2 separate regions of the Homo sapiens genome follow, and region 1 is linked to region 2. Evidence: read pairs that join two places in POLR2A ChIA-PET (ENCODE). Cell type or tissue: MCF 10A. All regions are shown on one strand. Links, peaks and the distances in the headings refer to the core of each region. The heading gives the core; the rest is flanking DNA. Region 1 overlaps TARBP1 (tRNA guanosine 2 -O-methyltransferase TARBP1). Region 2 has its middle 7.0 kb from the start of LINC03108.

Region 1 (5,379 bases), core at 52-5,051, 520 kb after region 2:
ATGTTGGCCAGGCTGGTCTTGCACTCCTGACCTCAAGTAATCCACCCGCCTTGGCCTCCCAAAGTGCTGGGATTACAGGCGTGAGCCACCGCACCCGTCCAGGACTTTTGAGTTTTTTACAAGTTCCCAGGTGATATGTATGCTGCTGTTCTGGGAACTACACTTTGAGAACCATGGTTTCCATTCTGCAAGTTGGGGACCACAGAGGTGCCAGCCATCTGTGGAGTCATTGTGAGGTGTCAATCCAAATGTGCACCAAACCTTGTTTGTGGACTTAAATAATTACTTATATGTGCTAAATATATATAGATGCAAGGATGAGGAGTAAAGAAAAAGCATTTCTAAATTCAAATTAACTTTTATGGTTTTCTTTAATCAGTAGATCCATAAAACCCCCATTATTTATTTAGAAACCCAAATTTATCCATATTTTGAAGGATATGTAAATTAATCTCAAGCAAACGTGTCAGCAACTTTGGCTATGTGGTATTAAGAACATGGAACTCCGAACTGGCCGTTCTAAGCGTGTGCAGCCATGAACAACTTGAGTGACTAGAGAAAACATTTCAGTGTCTTTTTTCTCTTTGTAATATCTTAGTATTGGCAGTCCTACCTGCCTGCCAGGACAGTTGAGGATTCTATGACATGATTTATGATAATCACTGTATAAATGGTAGACTTTAATGTAGCTGTAATGTGGTTATATTCATTAGCTTTGCCATACTCAGTCTTACATACCTGAATCATACTATTGTTTGAAAAACTGGATAAATCAGGCTCTTTCTACATATGTTTTGTAGAAACAGAAGAGCTACTGTGAAATAAAGAGATGAAAATTGCCTGACATTTTTCAAGATGCATTTTCATTTCATATGATTTTTTTGCTCTTATTTTTAGATACATGTTATAAAGCCAGTTTTACCAAAGCTAAACAATCTGTTTGAATATGCGGTGTCAGAGGAAAATGGTAACGATTACTTTTATTTTATTTTTTAATAACATTTATGGTTTTCCCCTGATTTTGTAACTAATTCCTGTTCATTGTAGAGAATTTTGAAAAACTATAAAAGTGTACAGAAGAAAATATAATCATCTTGTAATGCTGCCACCAAGAGATAACAGTTGTTACCATTCCAGATACACACCTTCTGGATCATGTTGTTCATGTTTATCTCACTTAGCATAATAACTATATGCATCTACTCATATCCTTAAATCGTCTTTAAGAGCACAATTTTGGGCCAGGCGTGGTGGCTTATGCCTGTAATCCCAGCACTTTGGGAGGCAGAGGTGGGCGGATCACCTGAGGTCAGGAGTTCAAGACCAGCCTGGCCAACATAGTGAAACTCCGTCTCTACTAAAAATACAAAAATTAGCCAGGCATGGTGGTGTGTGCCTGTAGTCCCAGCTACTCGAGAGGCTGAGGCAAGAGAATCACTCGAATCCAGGAGGCGGAGGTTGCAGTGAGCCAAGATCACACTGCTGCACTCCAGGCTGGTGACAGAGCAAGACTCCGTCTCAAAAAAAAAAAAAAGAACACAATTTAAAATAGCCACAGAATTTTCTACAATTAAGAGATAAGGTTAATTTTTTAAACCGTTGATGATGGAGAATTTCAAACATTTATAGAATGAGAAGAGTGTGTGTGACGCACCTACCACCCTCTTTAATAACGATCGTCTCACGGCCAGCCTTGCTTAGTGTATCCTATGTAGCCTTCCCTGTTCCCTTCTTGCTAAATGGTTTTGAAGCACATCCCTAGATATCCTATCATTTTATCTGTGAATATTTCAGCACATTTCTTTAAAAGATAAGGACTCGTCGATAGGGTTTCAATGATGACATAGTCTGTGGTTTTAATAATTGCTCTTTTTTTTTGTTTTTGAGATGTGGAGTCTTGCAATCTGTTGCCCAGGCTGGAGTGCAGTGGGATGATCTCGGCTCACTGCAACCTCTGCTTCCCGGGTTCAGGCAATTTTTTTGCCTCGGCCTCCCAAGCAGCTGAGATTACAGGCATGCGCCACCACACCTGGCTAATTTTTGTATTTTTAGTAGAGACGGGGTTTTGCCACGTTGGCCAGGCTGGTCTCAAACTCCTAACCTCAGGTGATCCACCTGCCTCAGCCTCCCAAAGTGCTGGGATTACAGGTGTGAGCCACCGTGCCTGGCCAATAATCACTCTTTGGTATGAATATATCTTTTTAACTGGTTTCCATTCTTATTCTCTTAGTATATCTTTTCCAGTGTTTCTTAAGTTTTCAGTTATTGTTCTGTATCTTGTACTTCTTAGGAAGAGAAAATTCCGGGATATAATTTCAAATGTGTTTATAAGCCCTTGATCACTATATTATGAGAGCTTTTTAGGAGATACACAATGAAGCTGGAGCTTCCTAAATGTATTTTATAAAATTAAGTTTAATGAAATAGCTAAATGCAGCCCAATAGTGTTTTGGCCTGTGTTCATATGAATGATAAAATGCCACATTATTGTGTTTACACATGAGAATTAACCTAGGTAAATGGTTTTTAGTGCCTACTCTAGATAATTACAGTTTAATAGTTTGACCCCTTAGGAATTGAGCTTTATTCAGCTGATTGCTGTAGTTGTTTTCTGATACACTGGGATTTTTCACAGACCATAAGCATCTGTAGTTGCACCTGGGGCTAGAATTTAATTGAATCTTGTTGTGACTTCACTTATTCATTTACCATTAAAATGATGCTCTTATTACCACATTTTGCCCACAGCTCTTGAGAAACCAAATCAAATAGCAGTGACTGATTTTGAAAAATTACCATTGCCAAAGAGTTGAACAAGCATCTTGGTGTAAATTACAAATAATGGATTAATTTATTTATAGAATGTCATGAGTTAAAAATGCTGAGTATTTTTCTCTAATAGAAGTAAAAGATATTTCAAAAGAGTTAGAAAAATATCTCTAAGATATTTATTTATTCCATGGTTTTGATTTGCTCACTCATTTATATATTTACTGAATAAATATTTACTTAGTGTCCAGTACATGCTATTAGGTTGGTGCGAAAGTCGTTGCGGTTTTTGCCTTTTTTTTTTTTTTAAAAAAAAAAAAAAAAAGGCAAAAACCGCAACGACTTTCGCACCAACCTAGTAATTATTGGGGGTAAAATGGTGAGAGAGATGTGGTATTTTTCACCTGACTTTTGTGTTTTCCATGAAAAAATAGTTTTGATTGTAAGATATATGAGGGGAACAGACAAGGGGCTGATGAAATGGACTCAAGGGTGAGTGGGGTAGTCAGGGAAGGCCTGTCTTATGATGACATCTAAGCTAAGAGTCCAGGCTGAGAAGGCACCACCTGGGACACAAGCCCTGAGATGGGAGCAGCTGTAGGAGGCAGAACAGAAGGACCAGCAGGGCTGCAGCAGAGTTGGTGTGTGGAGTGGGGGATGAGGTTGGAGTGGCAGTCAAGGTCAGTTCATGCCTTGTTTGGACTTTATTCTAAGAACAATGAGGAGATGTTGAAGGATTTTAAGCAGAGGCGTGACAATTTCATATTTCTGTGTGAAAAATGGATTGAAGTGGGATAAGAGAAGAATTGGTTGAAACTATTCCAAATCTGAAGTTCCAACCTGCATGCATGGGGTAATATTTAATTTTTGTACACTGTAGCAGTTACAGCATTCGTTTACAGTCTTTCTTATTTTTTCAAGACAGAGTCTCACTCTGTTGCCCAAGCTGGAGTGCAGTGGCGGGGCCTGGGCTCACTCTAACCTCCGCCTCCCAAGTTCAAGGGTTCAAGCGATTCTCGTGTCTCAGTCCCTCCCCCACCAGTAGCTGGGATTACAGGCATACACCACCATGCCTGGCTGATTTCTGTGTTTTTTAGTAGAGATGGAGTTTTGCCATGTTGGCCAGGCTGGTCTCAAACTCCTGGCCTCATGTGATCCATCTGCCTCGGCCTCCCAAAGTGCTTGGATTACAGGCATGAGCCACCATGCCTGGCCCATTTACAGTCTTTCAAAATTAAGCTGCCTGAATACGGAATACTGAATACCAAAATTTTTTTGGTTGACATACTCAGATGTGACTAAAAACAGTCTGGGTGCGGTGGCTCATACCTGTAATCCCAGTGCTTTGGCAGGCCGAGGATGGAGGATCACTTGAACTCAGGAGTTTGAGACCAACCTAGGCAACATTCTGAGACCATGTTTCTAAAAAATATTTTAAAAATTGTCTAGGCGTGGTTTGCATACCTGTAGTCCTGCTAGGAAACTACTCAGGAAGCTGAGGCAGGAGGATCGCTTGAGCCCTGGAGTTTGAGGCTGCAGTGAGCTAGAATTTTGCAATTGCACTGCAGTCTGGGTGACACAGTGAGAACCTGTCTCTCAAAAAACAGTAACAAAAACTTCTTGTAGTGTTATAATGAAGTTATTGTGTGTGTTTGTACATTATTTATGAGTATGTAGTCTTGATGGTGAAATGAAGACAGAATCAGATGTCAACATTTGATGTTTGTTTCCACAGGATGTTGGCTCTTTCACCCATCCTGGCATATGTGTATTTATAAAAGAATGTTTGAAAGTGAAAACAAAATCCTGTCCAAAGAAGGTGTTATCCATTTTTTGGAGCTGTATGAAACAAAGATTCTTCCATTTTCACCAGAATTTTCTGAGGTAATGACACCCTGTCCCCTTCCTTGCTCCCATTGTTGAAAGGCGAGAGGTAAAAATACACTAGGATTCTGTATCAGCAAGTAACATTTTGGAGATTTGCATCCAACAAATCATATTTCTCTAAACCCAGCTTTCCTATTTGGAAAAAGCTTATGTTGTTTCTCAACAAGCCCAACGGTAGAACTGCCTGTATTATTACCATTGTGAAAAAGTAGTTGTATATTATCGATATTCAGAACAGCGTTAAGTCAAGAATCGTAAGCATAAGTCAAGTTTTCACTATATGAAAACTGGTATAGAAGCTATCAGGTGATGCTGTTGTCACCGTTCTGAGCCACTGATGACTGTTATTTGTTTAGTGATGCTACTGCCTCAATTCTGACTCAATGAATTGCTGTTGTCTACTATATGAAATAGGGATTGCCTTCTAAGCAATATTTATTAGAATCTGTACTTCCATTTGTCAGGAACTACGTGAGGCAGAGACAGTGGGAGTTATAGCTGTGATTTTAAGTTTTATATTATGGTGTCATGTGAGTCCCATGATGACTTCCTTAGGTAGAGTAATCTACCTCTCATTTAGAGGTGACCTAAGTCAATTTTTTTCTTCTTTTTCTTTCAATAGCTGTTTTTTTTTCGAGATGGTGTCTCATGCCTGTCACCCAGGCTGGAGTGCAGTGGCATGATCTCGGCTCAGTGCAACCTCCGCTTCCCAGGTTCAAGTGA
Region 2 (5,379 bases), core at 63-5,062:
AGCCAGGAGAGGGGCCAGGGCTTAGAGCCTCCTTCACACTCTCAGAAGAAATCGACACTGCCAAGGCCTTCATCTTGGACTCCCAGGCTCCAGAACTGGGAGACAGTCAGTCTCTGTTGTTTAAGCCATCCAGTCCGTGGTACTTTGTAACAGCAGCCCCAGGAAGCTAATAAAAGGAGATAGCTGGCACAGATGCGGAATTCTTAGTTTTTTTTTTTTTTGTTTTTTTTTTTTAAATAGGGAAGACAGAATAGCATGTTTATAGGAAAACGGGAATGATCAGTGTTGAGGAAAAACAGGGCATGTGGGAGAGCAGAGGGAGGGTTCTCTGCAAGTCACCAGGCTCTCCGTGTCCCGGGTGTTTTGCACACGCGCCACGTACTACCTGCCCTAGTGCCCACCTGTCCGGGTCTCAGCTGATGGCTCCACCTCTCCAGGTAGGTCTGGAACTCTCCTTTGTGCTCACCACTTTCTCCATTTCTGCACTGCCACCCTGTCTTGCAACTGGTTGTTGAAGGCCTGCATCCTGCCTCCTCCCCTGCCCCAAGCTCGGTGGGGACCCAGGCATGGATGCTGTGTCTTGCAGAGAGCCCAGCCCACGGTAGGAACTCCATGAACACTATTTACATTTTGTTTGGTTTTTGAGACAGGATCTCACTCTGTTGCTCAGGCTGGAGTGCAGTGACGTGATCATGGCTCACCGTAGCCTCAACCCCCTGGGCTCAAGCGATCCTCTCACCTCAGCCTCCCCAGTAGCTGGGACTACATGCATGAGTCACCATACCCAGCTAATGCTTTTTCATTTTTTGTACAGACAGGATCTCCCTATGTTGCCCAGGCTGACCTCCTGAGCTCAAGTGATCCTTCCACCTGGGCCTCCCAAAACGCTGGTGTTACAGGCCTGAGCCACTGTGCCCTGCCATGAACACTGTTTGAATGAACAAATGTGATGTCCTTCTGGATTGCTTTTGTCCACATGGCACTGATTTTAGAGCTCATTTTGGAAAATCGGTCCTGGAATGCCACTCCAATCTCTCCACCCACACACGTTGGTTTTGACCCAGGTTTATTCAATGCTTTGGGGGGCTATAAATCTGGAGACAGCTCCACCAGGAACTTTTAACTGAGGGCAGCCCCTGTGAACTGCCTAACCTTGAGCAAGTTACTTAACCTCCATGACCTCTGGTTTTTCCATTAGTCAAACAGGGCAAAGAACTGCCCTTTCTCTCCCTTACAATGGAGGATGTGGTAGCTTAGGCTAAGTTCTGAAGCAGAAAAGTGGGCGGGTGCATTTGTGACTCTGCATTGACTCTAAATTAAAGGCACAATCAATGGTTCTCAGAAAAGAGCTGTATATACACGGCTCTGCATGTACAGAGAAGGAGAAGGCTTAGTCACTCAAGATTCTTTATTCGCGACTCGGAAACTTTAAAACATTTAATTAAATGTTTAAAAAGCTGTGGTAAAATATAGACAACATAAAATATACCATCTTAACCATTTCTAAGTATACAGTTCGGTAGTGTTATGCACATTCATGTTGTTGTACAACCATTACTACCCCCGTCTCTAGAACTTTTTCATTTTGCAAAACAGAAATAACTCTAGGAACCTCAAATACTTGTGATCATGCAGTATTTGTCCTTTTGTGACCAGCTTATTTCACTTAGTATCATGCCTTCAGGGTTCATCCATGTTATAGCAAGTGCCAGAATGTCCTTCCTTTTTAATGCTGTATAATATTCCACGGTGTGGATTTACCACGTTTGGTTTATCCATGCATCTGCTGATCTTTTGGCTATTACTGAGTCACACTGCTATGAAACTCTGAATTTGATATTATGGCTCCATTTAAAGGCCTTTCTGGGCCAGTGGTTTGATTCATTGCAGGGCACAAGAAACCTGGAAGAATCTTGGCTGTAGCTCCTAACACTCTATGCTTTTAACTATTCTTTAACACAGGCAAACACTGAGGTCTTTGTTGCTAGAATTAAACATGAGATAATTTAAGGTGTTATAATTTGGGAGTTAAGACTATTTTTTTTTTTCCTGGAAGATCATCTGTTTCATCTCCACTTGACTTTTTTAAAATGCTGGAACTGTCTTTTGATTGAATACAAAGCCTTTTTTTCCCCCTTGACGTTTATACGACTAAAGGTGGAAAAATAAGACCTTTGCTTATTAACAAAATGAATCAATCTCTTTCCCCCATGGGAACTTGAAAACAATTTAGAGACTAGAGTAAACTTCAGGTTTTCCTCTGCTATGAATTGTGTTGACCTTTCCTCCAGGTAAGATGTAAGACAGGCCTAGCTGGGCCTGACAGAAAATGAGGTCACCCCAGGTACCACCCGATTGAGCCCTGGCTGGAAGCGCCTTGCTCTGTAAGCCTCTTTAGGCGCCTCCAGAGAGAGGAAAGTTGAGGCTGGAGGGGTAAAGTGTGCTAGCGAAGGTCAGCCGGGGAGACAGAGACCAAGGGAAAATAGTGCTTAACTTTGGGCCCTTAATGAGGTTGCAGTGGACCATGCTCCAGGCAGTAAATCCTCAAAGGCAGTGGGGCTTACTGTGTGGGGTTCTTTTTTCCCTTTCACTTCGTAGGTGCCAGATGTATTTGGGGAAATTCCCCATAAGATGGGTACAAGGTTAACCCCTCCTTTGTCTGACCGGTTTGCATGTTCCACCTGCAGAGGCGGTGAGGACCCTGGAGTTTCCAGCCCTCTCGCCTGTGCAGTCTGATCTCTGGGCCTGCCTGTGGGACTGGCTCCTGACTGGGAGTGTGAAACGCAGAATAAACAAAAGCAAAGAGACTGTGTGTTGGAAACGGGACTGCAGGGCTGAGAAGATACTCGGAAAAGTGGCCTCAGGCCAGCTCCTACTCTTTCCAAATATGCCAGGAATGCCGGGCCCAGAGGCAGGGGACAAAACAGGAGAAAAGAAGGAAAAAGAACAGGCGTCACCAGGCCATAGTCTAGCCAGTCTAGTTGTCAAAACAAAGCAGAAGAGAACCTCTAGCTCCAAATAAAAGTGGATCAAGAAGTTTCAGAACTCAGCAATGATTGTTACTAAAGTTTGCATGTAGAGATCCTGCACCCCGGCATCCACCCCTGCCTAGGGCTTTGCTGGGGGCATCACGACACAGGGTAGGGAGCCCAGCAGAGCCCAAAACAAATGCCTAAGTCTTCTCAGCATCCCATTTGTAGGTAAGGAAGCAACTCAGAGGACCCCTCGGAGAAAGGATTTGTTTAGTACACGCGGCACAGAGCTAGCTGCTTGGGGCTGGGGATTTGATCTATGCGTGGTTTCCCAGTTTGAGATGGAGGATCATGACAAGGGACAAAAGGTCAAAGGGTACACCAATGGGGTAGAAAAGCAAAACAAAAACAGGAAGTGGCCGGCTCAGGGATTTTCCATGAGAAAGCTGGGAAACAGGTCCCGGTAGAAAAGAGTGTCAAAAACCAGAATGACAAAAAATTTAGCTTAAAGACCTTGATTGTCTTGATTTGTGATTCTGGCATCGAACAACACTTCATTCCACACAATGGAATAAGTGTTCCCTGAGCTGAGCTGAAGAGGTTGGCTTTGTAGACAGAGAAGGACTGAAGAAAACAGAAACAGGGAACAAAGATTGTATTAGTTACTTTTCAATGTTACTTGTTCTTGTAAGGAGGGCACAGGGAGATAGAACAATAGAAAAATAACTCGTTAGTTAACCTTGGGTGACTTCATGCTACCTTTTTTTGTGGTAGGATTAAAGCAGAAAGAACTTCATTATCATTCTGATTGAAGATTTAAACGGGCCTTTTGGGAGATTGGCTGTTCTCTCTCTCCATTCTCAGAAGGTCAGATAACAACCTTGTTTTGGTTTGGTGGTATGGAACTTTAGCGTGGGTGACTCCAGTTTGATTTTTTTTTTTTTTTTTGAGACGGAGTCTCGCTCTGTCACCCAGGCTGTTGTGTAATGGCACGATCTTGGCTCACTGCAAGCTCCGCCTCCCGGGTTCACGCCATTCTCCTGCCTCAGCCTCCCGAGTAGCTGGGACTACAGGCGCCCGCCACCACGCCCGGCTAATTTTTTTGTATTTTTAGTAGAGACGGGATTTCACCGTGTTAGCCAGGATGGTCTCGATCTCCTGACCTCGTGATCCACCCGCCTCGGCCTCCCAAAGTGCTGGGATTACAGGCTTGAGCCTGTAAAAACCGCGCCCGGCCGATTTTTTTTTTTTTTTTTTTTTTTGAGACAGGGTTTCACTCTGGTGCCCAGGCTGGGTTGCAGTGGTATGATCTCTGCTCACTGCAACCTTGACCTCCCAGGCTCAGGTGATCCTCCTGCCTTGGCCTCCCGAGTAGCTGAGACTACAGGTGCACACCACCACACCTTGCTAATTTTTGTTATTTTTTCTAGACATGGGGTTTTACCATGTTGGCCAGGCTGGTCTCAAACTCCTGGGCTCAAGGATTCGCCTGCCTCAGACTCCCAAAGTGCTGAGATTACAGGTGTGAGCCACTGTGCCTGGCCCATGTTGATTTTTAGTCTGGTCTGTTGGGGCCTAGTGTGGGAGCTTGGTTCAAAACAATGGCCTCCTATAATTTTTATATAACAAGAGAAAAAGGAAAAAAATAGCTCATTGAATCCTCTGGAAGCCGCTTGAGATGTGAAATGGGGGCCTCCCGCAGGAGCCAGCTTGTCCAGGGACTGGGACACCCAGGTGGGAGACAGAGTGGAGGACTCAATACCGGCTCCTTGCTGGCCTGACGCCAGCCTGGTCTCTCCCTCCTCCACTGTCCTCTTGGAAGGAGGGCTTTGTTACCTCTTGTGTCCCTTAGAGAAGTGTGTTTGTGTATGTCCTAATGCCAAAGCATGGAATGGGGTCTAAAACAGCCCAGAGAAGGCATTTGCACCCCAAAGCTATTATCCACAGATGGGATTTCTGCTGCATAGGGTCAGAGAGTATTCACAACTATCATTGCACAAATGGAAAAACTTTTTTTTCACCTGCCTCTCACTTTTAGAACCAACTGACCCAGTCCTTTTGGTACCAGAATTTGGAAGGGGCAAGGCCCAAGGGTTGTAGGTGGGTGAGGGTCTGTGGAGCAGGAGAGTGACATGTCTCCCAGGGGACACCAGGACAAATGGGATCTGACAAATGCAGAGGACCAATGTCCTGGATCCCAGGCCCGGTGCTTTGTACACATTGCAAGGCCTGACCCGGTAACAGAGGAGGTGCTGAGTACTTCTCAACTTGCATTAAAGTGCTCCCTGGGCTGGGCGTGGTGGCTCACACCTGTAATCCCAGGCAGGCGGATCACCTTAGGTCAGCAGTTCAGGACCAGCCTGGCCAACATGGTGAAACCCTGTCTCTACTAAAAATGAAAAATTAG

What was found. Peaks named below come from ENCODE experiments on the same cell type or tissue, not always from the same donor. Only the 100,000 strongest peaks of a DNase experiment are listed, where the experiment ranks them.
Region 1: POLR2A ChIA-PET joins it to region 2 with 5 read pairs; 2 of 35 experiments call an interaction of 5 or more read pairs at or near these places.

The regions. Positions count from the first base shown.
Region 1 is chr1:234,466,776-234,472,154 of GRCh38, reverse strand. It overlaps TARBP1 (tRNA guanosine 2 -O-methyltransferase TARBP1), which reads left to right. Exons shown (of 30, transcript NM_005646.4): 3 at 898-967; 4 at 4,505-4,653. Among named protein-coding and RNA genes, the nearest start is that of TARBP1, 9.7 kb to the left of the region's middle. In MCF 10A, for the core only: no CTCF peak of the experiment used is centred there; no DNase peak of the experiment used is centred there.
Region 2 is chr1:234,985,071-234,990,449 of GRCh38, reverse strand. No RefSeq gene overlaps it. Among named protein-coding and RNA genes, the nearest start is that of LINC03108, 7.0 kb to the right of the region's middle. RefSeq lists enhancers at 2,371-2,910, 2,911-3,450, 3,194-3,488, 3,451-3,990. In MCF 10A, for the core only: no CTCF peak of the experiment used is centred there; DNase peaks (open chromatin) are centred at 2,849 and 3,369.